Linked DNA regions of Homo sapiens: region 2 is linked to region 1. A link is a loop called in an ENCODE intact Hi-C map of the cell type or tissue named here. Cell type or tissue: heart left ventricle. All regions are shown on one strand. Each heading gives the region's core, and the rest is flanking DNA. Links, peaks and the distances in the headings are about the cores only. Region 1 has its middle 120 kb from the start of RALGAPA2. Region 2 has its middle 73 kb from the start of RALGAPA2.

What was found. A loop is a pair of places that touch in the nucleus more often than their neighbours do. Peaks named below come from ENCODE experiments on the same cell type or tissue, not always from the same donor. Only the 100,000 strongest peaks of a DNase experiment are listed, where the experiment ranks them.
Region 2: a loop joins it to region 1, with 6 times the contacts of the local background. A loop is called at or near these places in 5 of 110 quality-filtered maps.

The regions. Positions count from the first base shown.
Region 1 is chr20:20,833,207-20,841,544 of GRCh38, forward strand. No RefSeq gene overlaps it. Among named protein-coding and RNA genes, the nearest start is that of RALGAPA2, 120 kb to the left of the region's middle. In heart left ventricle, for the core only: a CTCF peak has its summit at 4,453 (motif pointing right); a DNase peak (open chromatin) is centred at 4,471; H3K4me3 peaks cover 342 bases; H3K27me3 peaks cover 4,179 bases.
Region 2 is chr20:20,781,962-20,790,299 of GRCh38, forward strand. No RefSeq gene overlaps it. Among named protein-coding and RNA genes, the nearest start is that of RALGAPA2, 73 kb to the left of the region's middle. In heart left ventricle, for the core only: no CTCF peak of the experiment used is centred there; a DNase peak (open chromatin) is centred at 4,640.

The sequences.
Region 1 (8,338 bases), core at 308-8,307:
GGACTGTGCCCACTGGTCCACAGTGAGGTGGCTTCATAACCATACCTTTTGTTGGCCAAGTTCTCGCCTCGGTCTCACTTCTTCACCCACCTCACTGTGTATCCCGCCTCCCCCTGCATATTCTCTACACGCCCAAATAAACCATTTGCACCCAAATCCTTGTAGCTAGAGAACACAAACCAAGACACACGCTAACACAGTCATGGGGACCTGCGTGAAGATTCAGTTCCGGGTCTGACACGCTGGGACGTGACAGGCGCAGGAAGGCAGTGTGGTGCAGTGGGGAGCACCAGGCACTGCAGGAGAGCCATGCCATGATCCCAGCTTTCCTGCTCTTGAGTGGTGTGGCCCCGACTATGTCCTTTACAATCCCCTGCTGGGATCTGAGCTCATTGACCATAGACATATAATGATGACAAAGGCCATGCTGGGGCTGGCTGGACACCTTTGCTGGTGTCCATCGCCATGTCTTACTGAGACAGGAATAGGAGAGGAGGCCTAGGATAGGCAGAGTCTGGGCAGGCATGAAAAACTGCTGAAGAGTTTGAGCAGGGGGAGGGGCGATTGGATCCGAATATTGAAAAAATATCATGGACAATGGAGTAGATGGGTAGACGGGCCAGCAGGAAGAGGGGAGATGCGCTGGGAGACACCACACCGCCCATCAAGGAGGCCTCACGGCGCTTAGACAAGGAAGTCTTGGGTAGTGAGGGAGAACAATGGGTAGGTCCAAGACACCCCGAAGCAGTCAAATCAACGAAAGTTCACGATGACTTGAACCTGGGGGTGGGCAGAGGGAGATTTCTATAAAAGATGACATCAAGTTTCTGTGCTACAACACATAAAGACCATTAGAAGAAATCAGGCTTGGAGAAGATGATCGTGAATTCCATTTTGTCATTTTGAATTTGAGATGCCTTTAAAACATTCCAATGGAGAATCAAATGCACTGCTGGTTCTACAGATGTACAGAGCAAAGGAGGGGCCAGAGTAGACACACATTTTGCATTTGTTACTGTAGGATGGTAACTTGAGCTGAAGATGGGGAGGAGACTCCCCAAGTAGGTCTCTGGACTACCAGCAGCACAGCATTACCTGGAAAGTTGTTTGAGGTGCAGAATCTCTGGCCCCATCCTGTCCAAGACCTACTGAGTCAGAAACTCTGGGGATGAGGCCTGCAGACCCTGTTAACACACCCTTCAGGGCATTTGCATGCACAGGAAAGCTTGAAAATCACTGACTGCAGGCAGCGAGTCTCAAACTTTGCTTCACACTAGAATTACCTGGGGAGCTTCTAAAATCCCAATGACAAAATCAGCTGGGTGTGGTGGCACATGCCTATAGTCCCAGCAACTTGGCAGGCTGAATTGCAGAGGATCTCATGAGCTCGAGGCTGCAGTGAGCCATGATCACACCACTGTACTCCAGCCTGGGTGACAGAGCAAGACTGTGTCTATAAATAAATTAACATAAAAATAAAAATAAAGCCAGGCACGGTGGCTCATGCCTGTAATCTCAGCACTTTGGGAGGCTGAGGCAGGCAGACCACCTGAGGTCAGGAGTTCAAGGCCAGCCTGGCCAACCTGGTGAAACCCCGTCTTTACAAAAATACAAAAATTAGCCGGGCATGATAGCGGGTGCCTGTAATCCCAGCTACTCAGGAGGCTGAGGTGGGGGAATCATTTGAACCCAGGAGGTGGAGGTTGCAGTGAGCCGAGATTGCACCACTGCACTCCAGGCTGGGTGACAGAGCGAGACTCGGTCTCAAAAATAAATGAATAAAACAAACTAAAACAAAATAAAATTAAATTAACAAATTCCCAGTGCCCATCCAGTACCATTACGTCAAAATCTCTGGGGAGGGCAACCAACTCATCCCCATTTGTCCAGGTCTGCCTGGGACTTTCCTAGTTTTAGCACTGAAAGTCCCTCATCTCAGGACACCCCTCAGACCTGGATATTCTGGATCCAGCCATCAGAAGCTTTTAAAACTCCCCAGCGGGTTCCACCTGTGCAGTCCCGTTTGAGAAACTGTTCCTGGAGGGTTAGTTCATGCTGCCTGAATGTAAGAGTTGACTGGGGAGCTTTAAAAAGATATTGAATTTCCCCGGATCCCTTCTTCAGAGATTCTGACTTGCCTGGCCTGGAGCGGGGCCCAAGTATAAGTAGATGATAACAGCCCTCAGGTGATTCTCATTACAGACAGGGTTAGACCCTCGGACATAGGGAAAGAGCATCAAGTGGAAAGAAAAGTACCCACCAGATTATGGCCATGAAGAGAAGGAGGAGACTTCTAAAGGGTGGAGAGGTGGCCGGAGAAGCAAGAGGAAAGCAGGGGCCTTGGCCCTCGGCAGCCGAGGGGAGATACTGCTGGAAAGTCATAATCAAGGCTTGCAAAATGTGCATTGGATTGAGCTGTACCAACATAGGGCGCAGAAGATAGGAGGGCTGCAGTGTGAAGGGAAGGCAAGCAAACCAAGAGCCAGAGGCTGCTCTTTCTGAAAGCCACATGGCGAGGAGGGAAGAGGGATGAGGCTGTCCCTGGAGGAGTCGTCTTATGTCCACTTTTTTTTTTTCCTGCTTCTTTTCCTTTTCTCTTTGCTTGTTTATTTTTCGACGGCCACGCATTTCTTGTATTTTCAGGGGAAGAAAAAGTGTTAAAAATGACTCTCTTGATAAGCTCCAAACATTTAAAAGTTGGTGAATCTACCAAGGCAACTTCATTATTTCTGTTGAAGAGCAGAGAGCAGAGGAATAATTCCAACTGATTGGCACACACGACTGGTCGTAAGTCACATGTTACTCAGAGCCAGAGCCAGGAGTGAAATCTAGCATCCTGGAGCCACACGGCTCTCCTGCACGCCTCGCCTCCTCCCCAAAGGAGCTCTGAGGTTTGGACTGCAGGAGGTGGCCACTGCTGATGTCATGCTTATTTCGGAAACCAACGGTGGCCTATCTTAGTGCCAGAGGGGAAGGCTCTGGGTTCATTTGGCTGGGTTGCATAGGCATTATTCCATTAGCAATCACATCACTGGGGCCCAGAGAGTTAGGTGCAGCTGATGAAGAATGAGTTGTCCTTAAGATCTGATTGCTGATCATTTGACAGTGTGCCGTGCTTACTCCATTAAACCTCTTTTTATCCCCCACATGTTCTTTGTTTGCTAGAGAATATGGGAAGCTATGAGTTCACTGATAATTTCTTTTCTTTTCTCTTCTTTTCTTTTCTTTTTCTTTGAGACGGAGTCTTGCTCTGTCGCCAAGCTGGAGTGCAGTGGTGTGATCTTGGCTCACTGCAACCTCTGCCTCCTGGGTTCAAGTGATTCTCCCGCCTCAGCCTCCTGAGTAGCTGGGACTACAGGTGTGCACCACCATGCCCAGCTAATTTTTGTATTTTTAGTAGAGACAGGGTTTCACCATGTTTGCCAGGATGGTCTTGATCTCTTGACCTCGTGATCCGACCACCTCGGCCTCCCAAAGTGCTGGGATTACAGGCGTGAGCCACCGCGCCCGGCCTCTTTTTCTTAGAAGAGCAAATGCAGGGTTCTCCAAGCTGCCCTGTTTGTCTCAGAATAGATTATTAAGCTGGTTAGGGGTTTTACCTAAATGCATGCAACTGTACAACAGTTACCCACAGGGACTTTAAGTGTGGTTTTCTCGTTTTCCTTTTCTCTCCTCTTCTGTCTCCCCATCTTTCCTTATTTTCCTTTCCTTTATTTATAAAGAGGTCATGACAAAAGAGGACAATTGAGGCTAAAAGGGGAGGATAAGAATGATTAACCTTTGAAGGGCTTTGCAAGCTATGTATATAGCAGCTAAGTGAGCCACCCGGTTCTGCAACCCTCTGGAATGGCTTTTCAAACACACGTTGATAGTTCCCTGACTACCTGTATTCACCAATGTCCCTGAAGCAGTCCATGCTAATGATAAATCGCTGTTTCTCATGAACCTGTTGTCTGTCATCTAGGGACATTTTCGTGTTAAATATTTATTTGCATATTTAAAAAACCGCATAAGAGCCCATTAATTACCATGGCGCTCCTGAAGGATGATGCAGGGATGCTTCATCAACGGGGCTGTTAACCCTGTCCACAAACAAATACGTACCCATCAGATTTACCTGTTTAACTTAAACTATAATTACTGGGCAATCAGACGGCTGACAAGTGTAGGTACTAATTATCCAAATGAGACTCCGGCTGCCCAGAGGTACCTAGTTATGTTTAGCTCCTTAACTGTTACTTCGTTTCATATTCACAATCAACGCAAGTAACTTGTGTCCAATGAACTGGTTTATCAAGTGCTTTTCTTACTCTTATTGTAAATATTGAGAAGTGCTACTTTCACACGTGAAGCAACACTTCAATATACATGGATTTTAGAATGAAGTCTAAACGATCTACTGGATTTCCTGGAAGAAAATACAGCGAGTGCTTCACTTAGAGATGGCGAGGCCAGCAGATGGCGGTGTGGACCAGAAAATAAAAATCTCCCCTTCGCAGCGATCGGGCTTTTGGGGTAAGACAGGCCAGGTTTACTTACTAACCTTGAAGAGCTTTTGAATTTAAAGGCCTTTCAGTTGTCCATGCAGAAGGACTTCTGATAAGGGAATCAAGAGAGCCACGTCGTATGCTGGGTTCTTAGGTTTAGAAAGAGCCGCCCAGCGGAGCAGCGTGGTCGTCCTGCATTGCGCACGGGGTGAGAGACTGCAGTCACCCCGATGGCCTCTGAATTCCTAAACTTTGGACTTCGATGGCTCATGAGGACTCAACCAGCTCATTCTAGTTTCTAGTTCTCCCCCTCGCTGACAACCTCGCTGTTTTTTTGCTATACTCCAGAGACTTATGGGAACTTTATTGTAACCCAGTGGGGGGAAAAATCTTCAATTTAAAGGCAGTTTACATTAATTTTTTTATGTTCATCTTGAAATCTTGGTTTCTAGATGGTTTAAATTAAAATGAGGGTCATATGATTTTTAAAAACACATTCATCTTTGACTCCCTGTCCTTGGCAAAATGGCTACTTAGATGTAAGTAAAAGGCCAGGCTTGGTGGCTCATGCCTGTAATCCCAGCACTTTGGGAGGCTGACACGGGCGGATCACCTGAGGTCAGGAGTTAGAGACCAGCCTGGCCAACATCGCGAGACCACATCTCTACAAAAATACAAAAATTAGCTGGGCGTGGTGGCGCATGCCTGTAATCCCGGGTACTCAGGAGGCTGAGGCAGGAGAATCACTTGAACCCAGGAGGCAGAGGTTGCAGTGAGCTAAGATGGTGCCACTGCACTCCAGACTGCGCGACAGAGCAAGACTCCATCTTAAAAAAAAAAAAAAAAAAAAAAAAGAGAGAGATGTAAGTAAAAGACTATTGAGTCCTTTCAGGAAATGTCATAAGAATCCCATTTTAACAGCCATTCTGGTAGAAAGGCATAAACATATAATGGAAATAAAAGTGAAATGATAAGTTGGACATATCATATCATCCAGACTATCAATGTTAATTATTGTCCCTTAGCTTCAATTCACTTTAACTGGGAATAATATATATGAAAATACAAAGTACAAATTGTCTCCTCTCTTCTTCCTCTCTTAGGTCCATTTTCTGTTTCTTTCTCCCATTAACCCACTGAAAACAAGTAGTATTTAACCCAGGGTACTATAAATGTTACAGTTTTCAGATACTGTTGTTAAACTTGTTTAGCTCATAATCTTGAGTAAATGATAGAGCTTGCTTTTCTACAGACTGTCTCCGCCCCTGGATTAGTCAGATTCTCCAGATTGAAAAAAAAAAAAAAACAAACAGAATAGGATGCATGTATACAGAGAGATTTATTTTAAGGAATTGGCTTAACATCTTCAGGGTAGGTCACCAAGCTGGAGACCCAGGGAAGAGTCAAAGACTGTCTGCTGGCTGAATCCTTCCTGGTTGGAGAACCAGTCTTTTTTTCTTAAGTCCTTTAACTGATTGGATAAAGCCCACCCACATTTTGGAGGGTAATCTTTGTTACTCAAAGGCCACTGATCTAAATGTTAATTGAGTTTAAAAACACTTTCACAGAAATGTCTAGAATAGTGTTTAACCAAATACCTAGGTACCACGGCCCAGCCAAATTGACACATAAAATCAACCATCACAACTCCTAACTTTTCTCTTGAAAACATTTCCTGGATGCACAGATAGAGCTTGGGATGGGCAGACCCTTTCCATATTCTCTCACTTGCAGGCAAGAAATGTTAACAGCACAGGACACTGGGCTGGGAGGTGGGGACCCGAGCATTGGTCCTCTGCTGCTGACACTAGTGTGGCATTGGGGGACAAGGCCTCCAGGCAGTGGTTTCCTCCTGCCTTGGTGTGAGATCTGGAGAGAGCTGGACATTCTCCTACACAGGGCCATGACCCACTGAATGTCATGATGATAGGACAGGGATGACACAGGTTATTAGTTGGTCCAGAAGGTTCCAACTAAGTCAGCTCCAGGAAGACAGGGGGAGATGGGAGTGGGGGCTTTGGGGATTGAGGTAGAACTCCTCATTGTGGGTTGGGAGCTGCTATAGTTTGGATGCTTGTTCCCCCCAAACCTCATGTTGACATTTGATCCAATGTTGGAGGTGGAGCTTAGTGGGAGGCATTTGGGTCATGGCAGCAGATCCCTCATGAATTAATGTCCTATCTGGAACCAAGTGAGTGAGTTCTCACTCTATTAGTTCCCATGAGAGCTGGTTGTTAGAAAGAGCCTGGCACCTCCTCCTCTGTCTATTACTTCCTCTCTGCCTGTGATCTCTGCATACTGACTCCCTTTCACCTTTTAACATGAGTGGAAGCAGCTTGGGGCCCTCACCAGAAGCAGATGTTGGCTCCATGCTTCTTGCACAGCCTGCAGAACCATGTGCCAAATAAATCTCTTTTCTTTATAAATTACTCAGCCTGCCTCAGGTATTCCTTTAAAGCAATACAAATGAACTAAGGAGCAAGGGCCAGAGTCTGAACCAGAATTTGGGTTAGGTTCTGTCCTTTTTTTTTTTTCTTTTTTTTTTTTTAGATAGGGTCTCACTCTATCACCCAGACTGGAGTGCAGTGGCACGATCTCAACTCAGTGCAACACCTTCCCACCAGGTTCAAGCAATTCTCCCACCGCAGCCTTCCAAGTATCTGGGACCACAGGCACCACACCCAGTTAATTTTTTTATTTTTTGGTACAGATAAAGTTTCACCATGTTGTCCAGGCTGGTCTCGAACTCCTGACCTCAAGTGATTCACCTATCTTGGCCTCACAAAGTGCTGGGATTACAGGCGTGAGCCACCACACCTGACCTATCCTATCTTTTAAAGGACAAAGATTGCTATGGGTTGAGGCTCTGGTAAATTGCTTGCAAAAATGGTTGCAATTATTCCTTTCCCTGTATCCCTGCCTGTTTCAATGTAACTTTGCTGCTCCTCCCATTGAAAGGTAGAATCTACTTCCCCACCCTTGAATCTGCCTGATCTTGTGACTTGCTGTGGTCAAGAGAATGTGGAGGAAGCAATGGTATGCTGAGCCTAGGTCTCAAGCGGTCATGCATGCCTCTTCTATCCCTCTTAAAACCCTATACAACCATCATGTGAATAAGCTTGGGGTGGCCTTCTGGAGAACAAGGGACATGTGGCCCAGGTACCCCTGTTGCCCTGGTCACCAGCGCCATCCAGCTGATGGTCAACTGAGTGCAGATGACTGAGCAAGTCTAGCTGAGACCCTGGGAACTACCCAGTTGAGCCAAATTGCCAGTCTGGAGAACAGTAGGTTAAATAAATGGTTATTTTTTTTAAGCCACAAGCTAAGTGTGATTTGTTGAGCAGCAAAACCAGAAAAAGGCTGAACTACAGTTCTAGTGGGAGATTTCTTCATCTACAGCCTTGCTACTGGAAATAGCTCCAGTGAATGGATAGGCAGGCTGCCCCATACCACTAGCTACAGCTGAAATTTAATTGGCACAATTATATTCATATGCAAATGAGATAATGAAAATATTTTTCTTGCCCTTAATAGCATCTTTAATTATCTGGGAGCTCTCAGGATCAAAGAATGTGCAACATAAGGCCACAATTCTGTTTTTGTGGTCTAGTGATCCTTACATCATTGCATCCTCTTGGGAAATGCACTCTTGCTTGGAAATTTCCAGTAGACAACTCCTTGTTAACAACCCTTGTTAGAAGCCCTGTCTTAAGCTTCTTAAATGAATCTAATTCTCAACCCACCCCCAAGCCCAAAACATTCAGTTCTGCTTTAGGTCCCAGACCACACCCTATGGGAGGTGGGTATAATAAACTGTCTTAATAACCTAACTTCTGTCTTAAGTTACCCGT
Region 2 (8,338 bases), core at 247-8,246, 51 kb before region 1:
ATCTTTTCTTGGCATAAACCCCTGTTACCTGAGGATGACCCAACTGAGTAGCTGTTCCCAGGAGGTAAAATTATAAAGCCCGTTGGATTATAGCATCTATGGCCTAATTACAAATAGAAAGCAGGGAGAAGGGGTGAGAAGTGAATTCTTGGCCTAGTGGGAGAGGAAAGAAGTGGCTAACCCCTTTCCTTTTACTAGTCATAAAAACCTTTTTTGTTGTTGTTCTGGCAATCAAGGTAACAATAAAATAAGACAATTATTACCAAGAGGTATTCCCTATGCCCATTTAAATCGGTGCTCATAAACTTGTCTTGGGCATACAGGCCAGAAGTGCCTCATGTGTTTTTTGATAAAACGTCCTCCCGAGGGCAGGCAGAAATAGCAGAGCACAGGCTCCGCTCTGTGGGGTCATGGGTTTCAGAGCAGCTGATAGGGGAATTTGCTAGGCTCCGCACTTTCCTAATATAACCTGCCAAGTTTTCTCAGCAAAGTAGGCTTCTGGCCCAAAGGAATGAGATAAAGGCAAGTTCTTAAAGAAAAAGGATTCAAAAACCATAGCATCCAACGATGAAACAGGAAAGTGTTTCTACCGTGTGGAGGAGGTAGAAGTTCACATGGCAGGATGTACTTTTTATTTATGCCTCGTAAGTCAAACAGAACACAAAAAAGATTTGGGAAAGTGTTATTGCCAAAGAGCGACATTTTTATGAGGAAAGAAAGTTCAAGGGTTAACTCTTTTCCAGTTAGTTTATGCAGAGGCTGCAAACACATGGTCTTGAGGGCCAGAGCTCACCCACAGACAGGTTTTGTTAGCTTGTCCTGCAATATATTTAAAAATGTGTATAGATCTGAATAAGTTACCAAACTTTAAAAATTAGATTTTTTGCAAGTATCTACATTTCTGATTTTCCTTCAGCAACGGGAAGACCTGGCAATGCTGGGTTCCATGAGGCACTAACCCCAGTGAGCTGAGCAGTGGCCACACCCTCCCAGCATACCTGATCCCCACCCCACCCTACCCCTTCCTGTGACTGGGCTGAATATAAGTTGCCAATTATCAACCCACTTGCTATGTTATTTTACTTACAGGGAAGAGGGAAATAAAGTTTACACCCACATGCCCCCACCAAGAGGGAAAATGATACAGAAACCCATGTGTTTCAAGAAAAATAGGCAAATGCATGTTTCTTTTAGAAGCAAAGGCCATCATGCCTGCTTAATATGACATATATTGCTCTGTCCAGTTTGTACCCAGGCATTACCTGGCTGCATCCTAAAGACAGCTGTATTTGTATTCCCAGAGCCTTAAGTCCAGTACTTTACTAACCATGTCAAGCCGTTGTTGAAGACATACACAGCTAAGCCATCTGGACAAGAGTAAGAAGATTATAGGCTTAAAAGCTACCTATGGTCCCTCCCCATACCCTTCAGTCTCCATGCACTATGATCCTCCACTTATAGACTGGGCTCCACGTGAGACCATCCTCAGTTTTTAGCCTCTGATTTCTCATCCTCTGCAAAGCTGAGCTCACGTGTTTGTCAGGAAAAAGCATTTGTCAGAAACCTCGTGTAGGCAACGGGGTCTTCTTGCAGGACAGGGTGTTTTGTCATTTCCTGCGTCTGTGGGATCAGCAGATTGGACAGAACTGTTGTTCTGGAACATTCATATCAAAGTCTCTGAAGGGAATTGAAGTGTTAAGATTGTCAACATTAGTTACCATGCAGCATCAGCCTGGGGCTTCGTTCATTCTGGAGCTGGGCTGCAACTGCCTGCTTATTCTTATTACATCCAATTCCAGCTAAGAATATGATGACCACCTCGGCAGCTAAAAGACTAGGTTATATCAGTATCCAAGACTTTCTTGATAAAAGTTAGAAAACCATTAGCATTTTTTGAACATGAAATGGTCCAGGGATTTAAGCTTGAGATAATAATTTGCAAAGGAATGCTTTTATCCCCGGGGAGCTGTTTGGGGAGTTATGGGTGGGCTTTTTTTTTAAACTTCATGTTTTTTCATGTTTGAAAGAGCCAGTGGCTCTCCATCACTAAGAGAGAATACAGAACAGTCATCAGGATTCCTGACAAGATTGTGAATGGCAGGAGTTGGTGCATAGGGGTAGGGACCACCCAAGGGGACCCTGGAGAGAAGGGGGATGGAGCAGCTTCATAGTTCTTATGGGGCCAGAAGGGATCCAGGGGCACAGATTGCTTTTGTACAGATGGAATCATTGGCTATCAGGCCAATAAGAGAGAAAATACAATAACAGCAAAGCACCAAACCAGTGCACAATGTTGGTTAAGTATGGACTGAACTGTAAGTGTGTGTATGTTTGTGTGTGTGTGTGTGTGTGTATGTGCATGTGATGCGGGGGGGTCCTGGAAATCATCAGAATCGGATGGGCTAATCCTGTCAATCTTTCTAAGGAAGATGAGCTTATTTATTTAACTTTCTATTGTGGAAAATCTGAAAAATTTGAAAAATTTGTAAAAGCCAACAGAAAAGTGTACAGGACCCCATGTCCCCATCTGCTCATCATCAGCCCCAACAACCATCAACCCATGGCCAGTTCTGCTCCATCCAAACCCACTCCCATATTATTTTGATGTAAATCTTAAACATTATATCATGTCGTTCACAAATGTTTTGGTATATTGCTCTAAAATAGCACTATTTTATTATTTTATTTTATTTTATTTTATTATTTTATTTTATTTTATTTTATTTTTTGAGACAGAGTCTTGCTCTGTTGCCCAGGCTGGAGTGCAGTGGCATGACCTCAGCTCACTGCAGCCTCCACCTCCTGGGTTCAAGCGATTCTTGTGTGTCAGTCTCCTGAGTAGCTGGGATTACAGGCGCCCGCCACCATACCCAGCTAATTTTTGCATTTTTAGTAGAGATGGGGTTTCTCCATATTGGCCAGGCTGGTCTCAAACTCCTGGCCTCAAGTGATCTGCCCACCTCAGCCTCCCAAAATGTTGGGATTATGAGCGTCAGCCACAGCACCTGGCCAGCACTGTTTTAAATATAGCCACACTATCATATTATTAGACTGAAAAAATTAACAGTAATTTCTTAATATTGTCATTTATGTTTCCAATTGTCTTATAAACAACATAATTTTTTTCAGTTTGTTTGAATCCCAGTAAGATCCACACTATGATGAGGTTGCTGTGTCAGGTGTTGCTTAAGTCTCTTTTAATCTATAGTTTTCCCCGCATCTCTTTTTATTTTCTTCTGCTATATCTGTTGAAGAAACTGGAGTTCATTTTTCAATTACATTTTGAAGTAGAAGAACAGATAGATGAATAAATAAAAGGTTTTACCTCTGAATCTCCCAGCCCATGGCAGTGCTTTGCTTTTCTCTGTTGTCTCCCTTGCTGTGCTGCATTGAAACTGTGTGCTGTGCTATTCCTCCAACCAGTCAGGAGCCCTTGTTCATGTAGGGCCTGTGAGGAAGTGGTTTTCCCACAGCAAGGTGCAGTGTGGGGGAACCAGAGTGTATCAGAGTCCCTATCACAGATGGAGGATGTGTGTGAGGAGTTAGAAAACGTTCCCAAGGTAGCTCTGATACCTACCCCATGAGAGATGGCGTGAGTAGCTTCCATTCTCCACCCCTCCCTGTATTCAGGCCATCTGTGGTGTGACTTTTCAGTCCTTTCACTAAAGAGGCAAGTCTCTTTCCTCAGCCTTTGATTTGGCTTTGGCCAAGGGATGTCAGAGATGTGATGTGCACAGAGGTGTGTGTTAACACTTATCCATTTGCTCTCTCTCCTGCTCCTCTACCTTCACCATACGAGGAGGCTGGAGCTGGTCTGCTGTAGGAGGAGGCCTGGGAAGCTGAGTCCAGCTGCCCCGGGCATCCCAGCCAAGTCCATGCCCATCCTGATCAGCCAACAGCCAACTGCGTCCCACATGTTCGTGGGCCCTGCTGACATCAGAGCTGCCCAGCCTACCAGAGCCTGAATCACTGACATGCAGACACATAAGCTAAACAAATGCTTTTTGTTTTAAGGCACTAAGTTTTATGGTAGTTTGTTACACAGCATTATCATGATAGTAGATAACTGATACAACCCCCCTCCTTCTTCTCTCTCTCTTCCACACACAAACATACACACACACAAACACACGCTCTTCAAATTGAGAGCCACTGATTTCAGTCTACAGAAGAAAGACTAAAAATGATAGAGATAAGCTATTAGGATAGTAGGCAATTAAACAATGATGGTATGGCTTAGAGTTCTTGTGAAAAGATTGTTCTATAGTCCACCTCCTGATATGAGCGGGAGATTCTAATGCTATAATAGCTAAATTCTGAAGTTAGAAAGGGACAAGACTGAATGTGTATGAATTATTCCTCAGTGATTTTTGTGTAAAAATAGTCATTCTCTAGACATAAAGAATGTATTAGATAATCAGATATTAGGCCTACTTTTGTATTTCTTCCTCAAAATTCTGCATCTGGAAGTAACTAGGATGGGGGCGAGAGAGAAGATTTTTGCCTTTTTATGAAAGAAAATCTTTTTTTTTTCTGAATAATGATTGTGGCAAATTGCTTATCTCTGATTTTAACAACAGCAACGACAATAGCAACTGATGGTTCCTGATGCTTCCCTATGCCAGGCCCTGTGCCAGCCCCTTCTGTGCATTACTTCATGTGCTACTCAGCACAAACTTCTGCAAGAGGAACTAGTGTTATCTCATTTTATAAAAGAGGAAATGCTCTCAAAAAGGTTAAAAATATGTCCTAAGTTTGCCTAGGAAGAAAATGGTGGACTGAAACCTGATGTGTGTGACTTCAAAGCCAGTGCTCTTTGTATTATATTCCATTAATTATATTATATTATTAGTTGTAAAATTCTTGAGAGAAGGAATCACATCTTTACTCCCTTTGGAGTCTGCTCCAAGTCTACTTCCCATGCACCCAGACGGAATACCCTGTTTATACTCAATAAATAGTCATTGAATTGAAAATGGAAAGGCCTAATTTGTCCTCCACCCCACCCTTGGAAACCTGATCTTTCTCCGTGTAGCAAACATCTTTTGGACTCCTCCTCCACCAGGCTCTGGTTTTCCTGCAGCTGTGGCAGATGGTTCTACACCAAGAGTGTCCCACTTCTGCCACCACAGCAGCTCTTCACTTTTCTGCCATGGGGCTTTCTCCCAAGCCAGGGAAGCCCATACTGCCTGAAGTGAGGGCAGGAAAGGCAGGGAGGAAGGAGAGTTAATGCTCCAGGGACATCTTCTGCCAAGGGAGTGGGAGCTGGTCGGTAAGCATCCTAGTCTCCCATCTTTCAGAGGGGCATCTCTGAGGCATGTTCCACACAGTTCCCCTGAGGGCCCCAGGTGAGACTGAGCCTAGTTGTCCACAGTGATGACACATCTTTTATTGGCTTTTTGCCTTCCATCTTTCTATCCCTCACTCCAGCTCCCTGGGATCTCCTTCCAAATGAACGTCCTGCATCCAAGTCCTTGTCGCAGGCTCTGCTTTCAGGATTAACCAAACCAAAGCCTTCCTCCCCGCCATTCTTGGTGTCTGATTGTTCAAGACAAAAACAAGGTATTATCTTTGACTCTTCCATCTCATACCCCGTCATCTCCATTGGCAACTCAACTTTTCCCTTTCTCTATGCCTGCCCCCATGCTGTCCCCATCCCTCATCCAGGCTTCTCCAGTGACCCTACTACTAGTCTCACTGTCTTCAGCTTCCAGAGTGATTTTTTAAATGTTTATGCCACTGTGCTTTTCTGCTGAAAAGTTGGTGGTGGTAATAATAACAGGAGCATTTATGAAGCATTTTCTATGTGCTATGATCTGTTCTGAAGATGTTGCGTGTGTCAAACTCACTTAAACCACACATACCCACACACAGGCGTGCACACACGCACTGTCATGGTAACTTACACCATCTAAATCCTCAGATACTTGCTGGCAACTTTTTTCTGTAGCCAGAGACTACTAGTGAAAATGATTTTGCTACTCAAGTTCCCCACTTGATAGACTCTGACAGGGAGACTCCTTGGGCATAGAAAAATTGCTTCAAAATTTTAAATCAAAATCAAATTAGTGCGATCCAGAGAAAAAATGAAGACTGTGACAAGATAATCTACCTGTATTATTAAATGTATGAAATAACTTCACTGAAGGAGGTAGGGGAATAGGTGTTGACCTAAGGAACTTTGGAAATAAATGGAATGTGTAGGACTAAAGGCAAAAGGACTGCACATAAGTACTGTACTCGGAGGAAATTGTTTCTCACAGAGGATGGGCTAACAAACCAGATATGATACATGTGCTTGTAACTAAGCAGTTAAGAATAGCAAAGATGGAAACCAGGTTTTTTACTCTTGGAGCAGGAATTTACACTGAGCAAGGAGAGGAGACTCGAATGACCCATGTAGTAGTGGATTAGAGTGGGAGCTATCAATAACAACTCATGTTTAACTCAATATAAATACAGATGATTCCATATGAGCATATTTATGAATATGCACATATGCACATAGAGTCAGGCATCGCTTAACAACTGGGACATGTCCTGATAAATCATTGTTAGGCAACTGTGTAGTGTGAACATCATAGGGTGTGCTTACACAGACCTAGATGGTATGGTCTGCTACACACCTAGGCTACATGGTACAGTCTATTGCTCCTACGCTACACACCTGTACAGCACCCGAATGCTGTAGGCAATTGTAACACAGTGGGATATATCTAAATATGTCTATATTTAGATGTATTGAAATGCATCTAAATATAAATAAGTTACAGTAAAAATACGGTATTTTAATCTTATGGTACCACTGTTGTATACGTGGTCTGCCGTTGACTAAAACATTGTGTAATATGTGACTGTATATTTCTTTGTTCTGTCACCTGAGAGGTCCTAAAATCAATGGCATCTCAGTAACCACAAGCAACAAGCTCAGATCTTGGATTTACATACCATTCTCCAAAAAAATAAACCATGGTTCCTCGGGAAAATGTCTCATTCTAGAACTGGGGTAGGAGATATATAAGATAAGCCTGAAACAACTTATAGTACCCGAAAATAAGGCAGTGATAAAAAAATTAACACACATTGATGGGGGCATGTCAAAAGAACACAGAAGCCAACTTAAAGAGCTCCCAATTGCCAGAGCTGGAACAATTTGGGCAACGAAATAAATACAATCGCATCAAATAAAGTCAAAGTTGCAAAGGTAAAGTTGAAAATAAACATCTAGAAATCCATACTGATACAAATAAATGATGCATAAATTAATTAATGGGAGAGAAGAGACAAATCTCCATGCAGAATTTCAAGTAAATTATGTAGAGTCCAGCCAAAAGGAGATAGAGAACAACTTCCCGTTCCTTAAGCGTGGATCACACATGGTGGCTTCCTTCCAAAGGGCACAGCATGAGACAGGGAAATAAAAGGGTAATGTACAGTGGAGAAACCTGAGAACTACGACCTTAGCCAGGTGATCAATGTCAACATCAACAGCCGTAATCACATTGATCATGTGTACCCTTGATATGAAGTGATGAAGCACTTTATCTCTTGTGGTCTTCCTCCCTAAAATCCAGGATCCCAATTTGTCATGAGAAAAACATCAGAGACATCCCAACAGAGGGACATCCTACAATACACCTGGCCCGTACTTCTCAAGACTGTCTAAGTCATCAAAAACGAAGAAGGTCTGAAAAACTTGCAGTCCAGAGGAGTGTAAAGAGATATGACAGTCAAACGTAATGCAAGATCCTGGCAACATTCTAATACAGATAAAAAGACATTAGGTAGAAAACTAAGAAAACCTGAATAGACTATGGGCTTTGCTTAATACTAATGTGTCAATATTGGTTCATTAATTGCAGTCTCTGTACCACACTAACGTAAGATGTTAGTAATAGGAAAATCTGTGTGTGGGAGGCTATAGGGTAACTCTTTATCATCTTCTCAATTTTTCTGTAAATTAGAAACTATTCTTAAAAAAACAAAAGGCAGGCTGGATGCGGTGGCTCACACCTGTAATCCCAGCACTTTGTGAGGCCGAGGCAGGTGGATCACCTGAGGTCAGGAGTTCAAGACCAGCCTGGCCAACATGGTGAAACCCCATCTCTACTAAAAATACAAAAATTAGCTGGGTGTGGTGGCGCATGCCTGTAATCCCAGCTACTCAGGAGGCTGAGGCAGGAGAATTGCTTGAACCCGTGAGGCAGAGGTTGCAATGAGCTGAGATGGCGCCACTGCACTCCAGCCTGGGTGACAGAGTGAGACTCCACCTCAAAAACAAAACAAAACAAAACAAACAAACAAAAACAACAAATAAGCAAATAAAATAATAAGCAAA